Regions from separate parts of the Homo sapiens genome. Here region 2 is linked to region 1. A link is a contact called in ENCODE POLR2A ChIA-PET data. All regions are on one chromosome and are shown on one strand. The core of a region is the stretch at or near the end of the contact, and the rest is flanking DNA. Distances in the headings are between cores, read along the strand shown. Region 1 holds the start of LARP1B (La ribonucleoprotein 1B). Region 2 holds the start of PLRG1 (pleiotropic regulator 1).

The links. ChIA-PET counts read pairs that join two places held with the same protein, here RNA polymerase II (POLR2A).
Region 2: POLR2A ChIA-PET joins it to region 1 with 12 read pairs in T-cell. The contact joins the promoter of PLRG1 here to the promoter of LARP1B in region 1. POLR2A ChIA-PET finds 5 or more read pairs at or near these places in 3 of 52 experiments (T-cell, activated T-cell and naive thymus-derived CD4-positive, alpha-beta T cell).

Annotation. Positions count from the first base shown.
Region 1 is chr4:128,059,903-128,065,486 of GRCh38, forward strand. LARP1B (La ribonucleoprotein 1B) reads left to right here and starts at 1,410. Exons shown (of 20, transcript NM_018078.4): 1 at 1,410-1,499. RefSeq lists enhancers at 775-1,633, 1,634-2,492 and a silencer at 817-2,316.
Region 2 is chr4:154,547,525-154,552,888 of GRCh38, forward strand. PLRG1 (pleiotropic regulator 1) reads right to left here and starts at 2,876. Exons shown (of 15, transcript NM_002669.4): 1 at 2,776-2,876; 2 at 1,305-1,411; 3 at 187-329. The coding sequence starts at 2,784. RefSeq lists enhancers at 2,980-3,029, 3,050-3,209, 4,593-4,887.

The DNA of each region.
Region 1 (5,584 bases), core at 160-2,659:
TGGGCAATAGAGTGAGACTCTGTCTCAAACCACCACCACCACCACCATCACCACCACCAATAAAAAATACAAAGCGCCACTAATAACAGAGCTAGTAAAGATGGATGGGAATATAGGTGGAAGTACAATCCCCTTTTAATTGCAACAAGGTTCGCCAGGTTGCTTAGGGTTGGGCAAACTGGAGATCACTGACACGGAAAACAAGAAAACCCTTATTGTTTATAGCTGTTATGTATGAATAGGTTATTAGCCTTAGGAAAATTATTTGTGCCGAATACGGCTTTTGAGTAAGCAAAAAATATTAACGTCAAGTTGAATGTAATTGAAGCGACTTATTGGGCGTGGGGTGGGGGGTGGGGGTTGAAAGCCCAAACATAAGGCGAGCACAGATAATTTATTTAACAAGGCTATGGGGTTGGTGGGGGGCTCGGAAAAAAATCAGCGGCGGAACCTGCTCTCAGCCACCTTGCACCAGGACACAAACACTGACTCAAAAATGAAACGAGTATCATCTCTAAGTGAATGTGAGTGCCAAGTAGAAAGCTCGTATCCGATTTATTATCAAAACGTCTTTGTACCATTTTAACATCCATTCCAGGAAGAAAAAACCTATTGGGAATATGGTTAATTTGTAATTAAGTGCTATTTACCCAAATTAAAGAAACAGGTAACAAAAAATTTTAAAAGCCGGCGAAATACTATTTAATTTACTCAGGAACGCTTTAGAACTCTTTTAGTTGGTGGGTGGGAATGCGGGCGGGGAAGCGCACTAAGCCGAACGCTGGGGCAAAGGTTTCCTAAACAGTTACCGAGAGGTAACTCCCCCTTCATCTGGGACGTGGCTCAAGATTACAGGTGATCGCGGTGCCCCGAGGCGCCAGGAGGCAACTTTCACCTGGGGGAGGCGCCGGGCGCCAGCGGGCCAAGCGGCCGGGCCGCGGAGCCCACTTCACTTGGGAGCTGCCCCAGGCCGGGGGTCGACACCGCGTCCCCTCCCTTAGCCTAGCTGCGACCCAGCTTTAGGGCCTAAGGGCAAATCGAGCGCTCGGTCCTCCCAGCGCCATGTGCGCGGCCCGCCCAGGCCCTTGGCCGCCGTCGCCGCGGGGGCAGGCCGCGAGCCAGCCGCGAGCCACAGAGGCCTGGTGCGCGCTCCGCCCCTGAGCCTGCAGTCGGGGCGGCCTCAGCCAGTGAGCCGGGAGTCGTCCCCTTCGTCCTCCCTCGCACTCGGAGGGCAGCTGGGGCGGGGCAGACCCTCGGGCCGGGCGGCACCCGGGCGGGCGAATCCGTCAGCTCCCGCGGGAGGCCCGGCGAGAGAAGGACCCGGTGAGTAGCCACGTCACGCTCCTCAGGGAGGCCCCGCCCCGTGCTCTCGGGCCGCCCCTCTTCGCCGTCTCCACGCCTCCGCGGGCAGTTACCAGCTTTGGCTGCTCGCGCCTCCCCAACTCGGGTAAAGCTCCTCGGCCTCGGCGTGCTGCGCCTCCGCGGCTGCCCTGCGCCAGGTGAGGGCTCGCGGCTCCCGGCTGCGGCTCCCGGCGCGTGGTGGCGGGCTCGGGGCGTGCGTCGCGGAGAGGACGGGGCCGGCGGGCGGTTGGCGCTCCGTTCGGTGCGGGGAGGGGCGTCACGCCGGGCGCTGCGCGGCCTCGGCGGGCGGCGGCAGCGGCGGCCACGGCCGCCGGGCTCTCGGGTTGTCTGTCCCCAGTTGGAGCCGGCCGGTGTCCCGGCGGAGAGACGGGCAGTCGGGTTCCCTGGCCTCGGGGCCACCCCGGCTGGGGCGGCTGGGGCAGAGGGACGATGTCTACTCGCGCCCCGATGCCCGCCGCCCATTCTCGGGAGGATCCGCCCGCGGTGACTGCTGAGAGGGAGTCGCTGTTGGCCGCGGCGAACCGGCCGGCCGAGCAGCCGCCCCCGCCCGAATGTGAGGGCAAAGAGGCGGCGAGGGAGGAGAGGGCCGCGGCCGCCACTAGCGCTGGGGCGCGGGGAGAGCCGTCGCCGGCGCTGGTGCTGGGACGCAGCGTGCCCCAGGCGGCTGTCCCCGTGAGGCCCCTGGCGCTGCACCTGGCGCACAAGGCGCGTGGGCCCGGGGGCCCTTTCGGCGGGGAGCCGCCACCGCCACCGCCGCCGCCGTCGCCGTTGCCGCCGTTGCTGCGGGATCCGCCGGCCGAGGACGCCCGGGAAGAGGTGGCAGCTGGCCCTGCGGAAAAGCGGCAGCCGCCGCTGCTGCCGCCTAAGGGAAATCCCTGGACCAAAAAGCCTCCCCAGCACCTGTCCCCAGACACGACAGGTCCGCCACCGCCCCCGCTGGAAACCCTGGAGGCAGGTCTGTGGTTGCTCTGCGTTGGGCACTGGCAGGGTGCGGGCAGGGGCGACTTGCGGGACTTGCCGGCGCGTGGCGGCGGTAGCGGGCACCAGGCCCGGGTAACGGCAGGCCTCCCCTCCCTGTCAGTCGGAGGTAATTTGTTCCAAGGTGTCATTCACTCTGCCTATTTACAGACATGGGCATCTGGGAAGGGAGCGGCAGGAAGAGGTGGGACCTCAGGTTCTCCTTGCCTGATGGGGGCACGGAGGTGGTAGCTTGGCGGCGCATCCCTGCTGGCGCGGTTGCGATTGTGTTTTGTCCCCAGTGTTAGTGACTTGGGAAAGTAGCTAACTTTAGATACTGCAGTGCTTCGTATGGGAAAGTTTTGGTAGACTTTTTTTTTTTTTTTTTTACATAAAAGGATTGAAGCAAGTCAGAGCAAGGGGATTTATTCGTAAGTGGAAGCGCGATTGTAGTCTTTTGTGAAATAAGATGAAAAAAGGTTTTCAAAACACTGCTGAGCAGTCATATTAAAAATGAGACTTTAAATGTGGTTTTTAAAGTGCTTTATGGGGGGAGGGGGGAGGGATAGCATTAGGAGATATACCTAATGTTAAATGACGAGTTGATGGGTGCAGCACACCAACATGGCTGCACATGTATACATGTGTAACCTGCACGTTGTGCACATGTACCCTAAAACTTTAAGTATAATTAAAAAAAATAAAGTGCTTTAAGTTATAAGTGTGCTGGAAAATAATTGAAATAGGATAGTTGACATGCGAGCGTGGATTGCACGTTAGGTAAATGGTTTTCTAACATTGTCAGCTCTCCTTCCCTTTAGAGGAGATAAGATTATGCCACTATATTTGAATGCTGACCAATGCTGTATGGCCGTCGGTGCTTTATTTTGATTGTAGTAACTGCAACTTAAGAAAGTAAAAATGGGCCGGCGCGGTGGCTCACGCCTGTAATCCCAGCACTTTGGGAGGCCGAGGCGGGCGGATCACCTGAGGTGAGGAGTTCGAGACCAGGCTGGCCAATATGGCGAAACCCCGTCTCTACTAGAAATACGATCATTAGCCAGGCGTGGTGGCGGGCGCCTGTAATCTCACCTACTTGAGAGGCTGAGGCAGGGAGAATCGCTTGAACCCGGGAGGTGGAGGTTGCAGTGAGCCGAGATCGCGCCACTGCACTCCAGCCTGGTCGGCAGAGTGAGACCCACTCTCAAAAAAAAAAAAAAAAAAAAAAAAAAAAAAGTTAAAATGGAAATAAAAACCATGACAAAAAGCAGTATCTGGCCGGGCGCGGTGGCTCACGCCTGTAATCCCAGCACTTTGGGAGGCCGAGGCAGGTGGATCACCTGAGGTCAGGAGTTCAAGACCATCCTGACTAACATGGAGAAACCTTGTCTGTACTATAAATACAAAATTAACCTGGCGTGGTGGCGCATGCCTGTAATCCCGGCTACTGGGGAGGCTGAGGCAGGAGAATCGCTTGAACCCGGGAGGCAGAGGTTGCAGTGAGCCGAGATCGCGCCACTGCACTCCAGCCTGGGCAACAGGAGCGAAACTCCGTCTCAAAAAAAAACACAAAAAAACAAAACCGTATCTTTCTAAATTAAGTTGTAAATGACTTGAACTTTTTATATGCAAATGACAGCTGTTTACTTGCAAGTCTTCATTTTTATTTAAAATTAAAGGTTAGCAGCAGAACAAGAAATATTTGAGCGTGTTTACTGGCTTGTGAGGATCAAATGCGATGAAGAGGTGGTATAAATGTAAGGCGATTGGCTGTGCGCGGTGGCACACGCCTGTAATCCCAGCACTTTGGGAGGCCGAGGCGGGTGGATCACCTGAGGTCAGGAGTTCGAGATCAGCCTGGCCAACATGGCGAAACCCCGTCTCTACTAAAAATACAAAAATTAGCCGGATATGGTGGTGCGTGCCTGTAATACCAGCTACTCAGGAGGTTGAGGCAGGAGAATCGCTTGAACCCGGGAGACGGAGGTTGCAGTGAGCCAAGACTGAGCCACTGTATTCCAGCCTGGGTGACAGAGCAAGACTCAGTCTCAAAAAAAAAAAAAAAAAAAGTACGGTGATTGTTACAAGCACCCATTATGTTATGTTAACATTTCTTCAGAGGAACTCTCCAAAGAGGGAGATATGTGTTGAGTTAATTCATTCATTTGCCTTTGCACAGAAATACTCCTCATTAATTGTTGATAAATTTTGACACTTGCAGAAAAAAAGTTTGCTCTGGATTTAATATTGGCATAATTCCTTCCTCGCTATAAAGAGCTGTTTGTTTACTCCTATTACTAACTAAAGAGAACATGGTTAAGTGAAGACCTCATAAAGTTTTTCTTTTTTTTCTTTTTTAAAGCCCAGTGGCAAGCACTCTAAAATTTAGCAAAGAAAGAAAACCCTAGTGAATCATCTTATTTGCTGTTTCACCTCTCTACTTCTAGACTTACAGACAATTAAGTGAATTACCAAGTAGGAACTCTTTGTTGATCATAAAACCAGTATCATAGATTTTAAAACTTCGAAGCCATACATGGTAGTGTGTGCCTGTAGTTTTAGCTCCCTGGGAGGCTGAGGCAGGAAAAATCAGTTTTGCCCAGGAGTTTGAGGCTGTAGTGTCCTGTCATAGTGCCTGTGAATAGCCACTGCATTCTAGCCTGGGCAATATAGCAAGACCACGTTTAAAATAATAATATTAATAATAATAATAATGATAATAGAACTTTAAAAACTGTCAAGGTAAGCCTTGGGAACTTTAATTGCAAATGACCTGTGAAAAATATTTAACAGTTAAGCTATTGGTGCCTTCATTCTCCAGTCTTCACTGGAGATTAAGAACACTGTGATACTAGTTGTATGGTATGGTTCATGGAAATTTCAGTTTTGCTGTTGTCTTGTGTAGGCAACTCTTTCTGTCTTTGGATGGAATCCATTCTGCACTGGCAGGAAGACCATCTTTCAGACCTGGCATAGTGTAGTAACCATGGTCTCTTCCCAACACTGACTCTGCACTGTTCTCCCACAATTAATTTCTTTCTTTCTTTCTTTCTTTCTTTCTTTCTTTCTTTCTTTCTTTCTTTCTTTCTTTCTTTCTCTCTCTCTCTCTCTTTCCTTTCTTTTCTTTTCTTTTCTTTTCTTTTCTTTTCTTTTCTTTTCTTTCTTTTTTCAAGAGATGGAGTCTCTCTGTGTTTCCCAGGCTGGTCTTGAACTGCTGGCCTCAGGCGATCCTCCTGCTTCCCAAAGTGCAGGGATTACAGACATA
Region 2 (5,364 bases), core at 1,626-4,125, about 26 Mb after region 1:
CTATAAGAAAAAAGTCATCAACAGTATTCCCATGAGGATCAAAACTTCCATTATAATACAGGTACGGCCATTAAATACTGTACGACCACAATAAGTCCTGCCAGGAGGGGCAAAAATAACATATTTTATTTTTCTGTTTTTAAAATTCACATATAAGTCTGACATTTCTGATAATACCATACTCACCTTGATTGGCAGGGTACTGTTTATGAACATATGAATCCGTTGCATTCTGAGGACCCTTCTCTTTAAGATTTTCTTTTGAAGTAGGCATATGCAACACAGGACCATACTCATTACGAAGCTTGATTGCCATTTTTCGTTTGTGACTATTTAGAAATTATAAACATAAGAACGTATCCATAAATACTTTAAAACAAACACTTAGCTTAAGTTTGCCCATTCACGTAGAAAAAGTTTCTAGTATGATTTTAAGTAGTATTTAAAAGAATCAAAAATTTCCAAGGGCATTTCCCCACCATATCTGTTCTTTTGCTTACATTCGACCACACAGCATTCATTAAACCTACGTAATATTTTAGTTTGTTACCTAATAAATAGAAAACCTTTTATGATAAATTGTCAAGGGTCTGACTGAAAGATATACAGAAACTAACATACCCTTTAAGAAACCTCAAAGTCAATATACTTTCCTTCAAAATATAAATATAGTAAAAACTCTATAGCAACCTTTACTAGATGTATCCAAACAGGTTAGTTAGAACTAATCAAAGTACTTAATTGGTTCAATATCTTAAAAAGAAATGCATTTATATTACTTTTAAAAATAGTCTACTTTATAAATTAAATATAAATGCTTGTTTGAGGAGTTAAGTAGATTTTAAAAAGGTAAAGGACAAAGAAGGAACACTGCACATAATGCATTCCCAGACTGGAGCTGGATATGTAGAACCAAAAATATGCCACCACTCAAAAATCTTCATCATACTAACGAGAAAAGATGGGAGTAGAGGTACTAGCCAGGTACAATTTCAGCTCAGCAAGGCTCTGAGAGCAGCGGGAAGCTGAAAGCACATACAAAGTGATTGATTATAAAATAAAATACCTAAAAGGGACTCTCTTAATTACTGGGTATTTGTAAAATGCAATTAATTAATGGAACTTTTACTGTAAAAGGCCAAAAAAAAAAGTTAAATCAGCTTAAATTATGCCAAAACACCACTCATTATTGAATAATTAGCCCATGACTAGCTTATCTTTAAAGGACTCCCTCTCCCTGCTCTCTTCCCCTAGTATTAGAATGTTAAGTATTTTAGCAATTGAAAAAAAAAAACTACACCAACCTCTCTTCATCTAAAGGCACAGGTTTTCCATTATCAGCTACAAACATGTCATGGGTCCTCTTCAACGACCTGAACACAAGGGTGTGTACAGAATGTTTCTGTACCTCCTAAAAAAAAAGAATGTAATTACACACCTATCTACAAATTACACAAATCATAACCTAAAGTCAGATTGATTATACACTTCACGTGTTTAAATATGTAAAAAGCTTTATACCACTCACCATAGCTACTTGTTGCAAGCTACAGGAGTCAAGTTCAGAGAAGAGGAGGAAGCTCCTCTTTGGCTAGAACCTCAGGTTTAGCAACTGAGTGATGCCGGAGTTTAACTTACTCAATAAATATTTACTGAGCTCCTACTGTGTGTCTGGCAGGTATTGTGCTAGAATCTCACAATAGAATGATAAAAAGGTGGTCATGGTCCCTGTGCTCAAGAGGAAACAGACAAATAAAAAGTAAAATAATTCCACATTTTGATAAGTGCTATGAAGGCAACAAGCAAGGCGCTGAGTCAGGGAATGAAGGACTAAGTATAATTGTGAAAGATTTCACTAAGGTGATATTTAAGCAGAAAGGGAGTTAGCCTTGCACAAAACAGAGGTAAGAACGAACCAGGCTGATGGAAATGTCATGTAAAAAAAAGTTCAGTTAACTGAAATAATACAAGGAGCGCAGTACAGCTGTGTATGGAGGATGAGATGGTGCTTTGTAGCTGCAAGGGTAGACAAGGTCCAGATTAGGTAAGGTCTTTTAGACTATTACAACAGCCTATATTTTGTTCTAGCAACATAGGGTCAGTAAAGGGTTTTAAACAAGAAAGGTATGAACAACTTACGTTTTAAACAGAACAACTTATAGAACAAAATGGAAGCAAGGAAACCAACCAACGGGGAGCTAATGCACCAGTCCAGGTGAAAGATGATGTTGGTCTCAATTAAGGTGGACTGCAGCGGATATGGAGAAGAGTGAATGGAATCAATAAACATGTGGGGTAAGATGGACAAGACCAGCTAACAGCGTTGGCTGTTCATGCCAGGGAAAGATGTAAAGAACGGCAAGTTTTTCTGGGGGTAGAGGTGAAATAAGAGACGACCTGAACGCAAGATAGAGAAGACTACCAATCTTTTAGGGCACAGACTCACTGACACTGCCCCGAGGGCGGCAAGTACCAGTGGTCGATCACCAACAGAGGCCCCGCCTCCGAGGACACTTTCCAGCTCCCAAGAGTCAAACGAGGACTGGACGAATTATCTCAGGCTTCGCGCCCAGGCTGAACCTCCGACTCGGGTTCTCATCCGGCTTCTACCCCTTCCCCGAAAACCCGAAGAAGAGACCACTCGGCCTTGGCCAAATAGCTCCCCTCGTAGCCTCTTTTCTCTCTGGACTCCAAGTACTCTCAATCCCCCACGCGCACTGCCAAAAAAAACAGTCCAGAGACAAACGACTCTTGAGAGCCCCAGTGTCACTTTACCTCGACCATGATGCTACCGTGTATCCCACCTCCGGCAGGGAAGAAACTCTAATCACTAACGCAGTACCCGCCGCCACAGCTGTGCAGCACCTTCCGGAATTGGGCGCCCAGGCGGCGGATGTGATGCAAGCTCTGCGCACGCGCGCTAGTCTCCCTCGGCCATCTAGGATCAGGAGGCGGGTCTCCCTCCTCGGGACCGCCTCTAGGGCGGAGTCTCGAGGCTGAAAGCCGGAGACTCCTGGAAGGGCCTGGGTGGAGGGTTTCACTCGTCCCTCTGAAGAAATCTTAGAATTATGTTTTCTGCCTTAGTTGGGGTCCTGGTTGTTCGTGCTGTATTCCCCGGAAGCTTAACGCTTTTTATTCAGAGAACCTAAGCGTCTGGAGAGCAAACTCCCGTGGGCTCTATCTAAGGCATTTCCACTACCTTGATCTCTTTGGAGGTCGCCTGCGTGCTTTGTGTCTCCTGGTTCTAATCCTGGCGAGAAGCACTTGGACACTTGTAGGCTTAACACCTGAAAACAATTTCGCTTAAACAGTCCAGTAAACACTTGTTAAGTGAACGTTGAGGAATAGCTGTTTTAATTTGGAAAATTTTGACATGTAGTTATAACAAAACCCCATATTTATTTTCTGCTAATAGATTTTTTTTTTTAATTTCTCAAAACTGCATAGCTCTTGTCCATTTCCTAGTTGCCTGCTGATTATTGTGGCTTCAACAATGCCAGGGTACAGCTTTTCAAAGCTGGTAGAAGACACAATTGGAGACTTTAGCCATTTTTATTTATACATATCCTTGTGCCAAGTATTGGTATTTTTGCTTTCTACCCTGGTAAAATCTGTGGTTTGTGATCAACCCTACCCAATTATTTTTCTATGTAAAAAAAAAAATGGATGGACTTAGGCATTTACAAACTTAAATAGACAAACATTTTACTGGCCCTGTTTCAGTTTCACTAATCCTGTCCTGAGAGCATACTGCTTACACTTTGAGAGGGGGAAAAAATCTAGCAAAAGAATAGCAATATAAATCAACCTTACTTGGAAATTCATTAAAAACATTAAGGTCATGGGTTTTTGTTTGAGACAGAGTTTCGCTCTTGTCGCCCAGGCTGGAGTGCCATGGCGCGATCTTGGCTCACTGCAACCTCAGCATCCCAGGTTCAAGCTATTCTCCTGCCTCAGCCTCTGGAGTAGCTGGGATTACAGGCGCCCGCCACCATGCCCGGCTAATTTTTGTATTTTTAGTAGAGACAGCGTTTCACCATGTTGGCCAGGCTGGTCTTGAACTCCTGACCTCAGGTGATCCGCCCGCCTCGGCCTCCCAAAGTGCTAGGATTACAGGCATGAGCCACTGAGCCCTGCCTTAAGGTCATGTTTTTACTTGAAGATACAGCATCTCTGAATTTAACTGTGAGTTTGGCCTAAGAATTGCTTTTCTGTAAAGGTGGCAGGTGATGGTATTTCCTTGCAAGAAAATACCATAATTGTAAAATATATACTTGATGAACTAAATAATATACTCACCTATTAATAATAACTATAGAAAATAACATGATTTGAAATGACAATAAAACCATAGAAACCTAAGCAAGACTAATATATATGGCAATATATTAATTGTCTAGTTGGATCTATTAACTTTTTACATATTTAATCATCCTGGAGACATTAATTTAATTTCTCAATAACAACATGGTAATGATTGAGGTAAATTGCCTCGAATTTGCTCCTTTTAAAACACTGTCGTGAATTTATAGAATGATGTCATCCCCTTGAAAGTTTACAATATTTTAGATAAATATAGAACTCAAGTGACCCTATTATTTAGTTCAGGGATTCATGAATTATGTATATTGTAGGAAAATTTTGTATTTATATGGGAATATGTTTTATTTTCTGGAGAAAGGATCCACAAGTTTAATTGGATTCCTGAAAGGCTCCGTCATACACACATGGCCTGGCTGACACCCGAAGCTGCCTTATTTGAACAGCAGGTGTCACCACTGCTCTTTGTACGGGCCCTCAGGGCTGTCCTTAAAGCAGACACGGCAAGTAACTTATTAATATAAATTATTAGTATTATGTCTGTGTAAAACCAAGAATACAAGTTTTAAGGAAAGCCCTCCTTCTTTAGGCAAGATTTTTTAAACTCACCAATACAGAAACTCTTTTTATTCTCCTTCAAATATTGTCCTTTGCTCTTGAACAGTGATAGGTCATATGAGTATAGATTTGAGTGCCATTTTCATCAGCTTTTTATGATATTTTTATAGGAAGTGTTTTCTGATTCTTATAAAATAATAAATATTACTATTTATTTTTCTGTTTCAACTTAGAGGGTTAAATATACAAGCTTTAAAAAACACTATATGCAATGTTCTTTAGAGTTGTGTGGCTCAGTATGTCCATCCCTTAAATTTCATATTTGAAATTGTTCGTTAATTCAAAAGGAAGTAATCATGGGAGTTATCACTGTTTATTTGAATTTCTGAGGTCAAAACCTGTGAAAAATGATACTTGGACATTTCTTCCAAAACTTTGGTCTTTAATTGTTTAGCACAATGCTATGAATTTGCCTAAATACTAAGG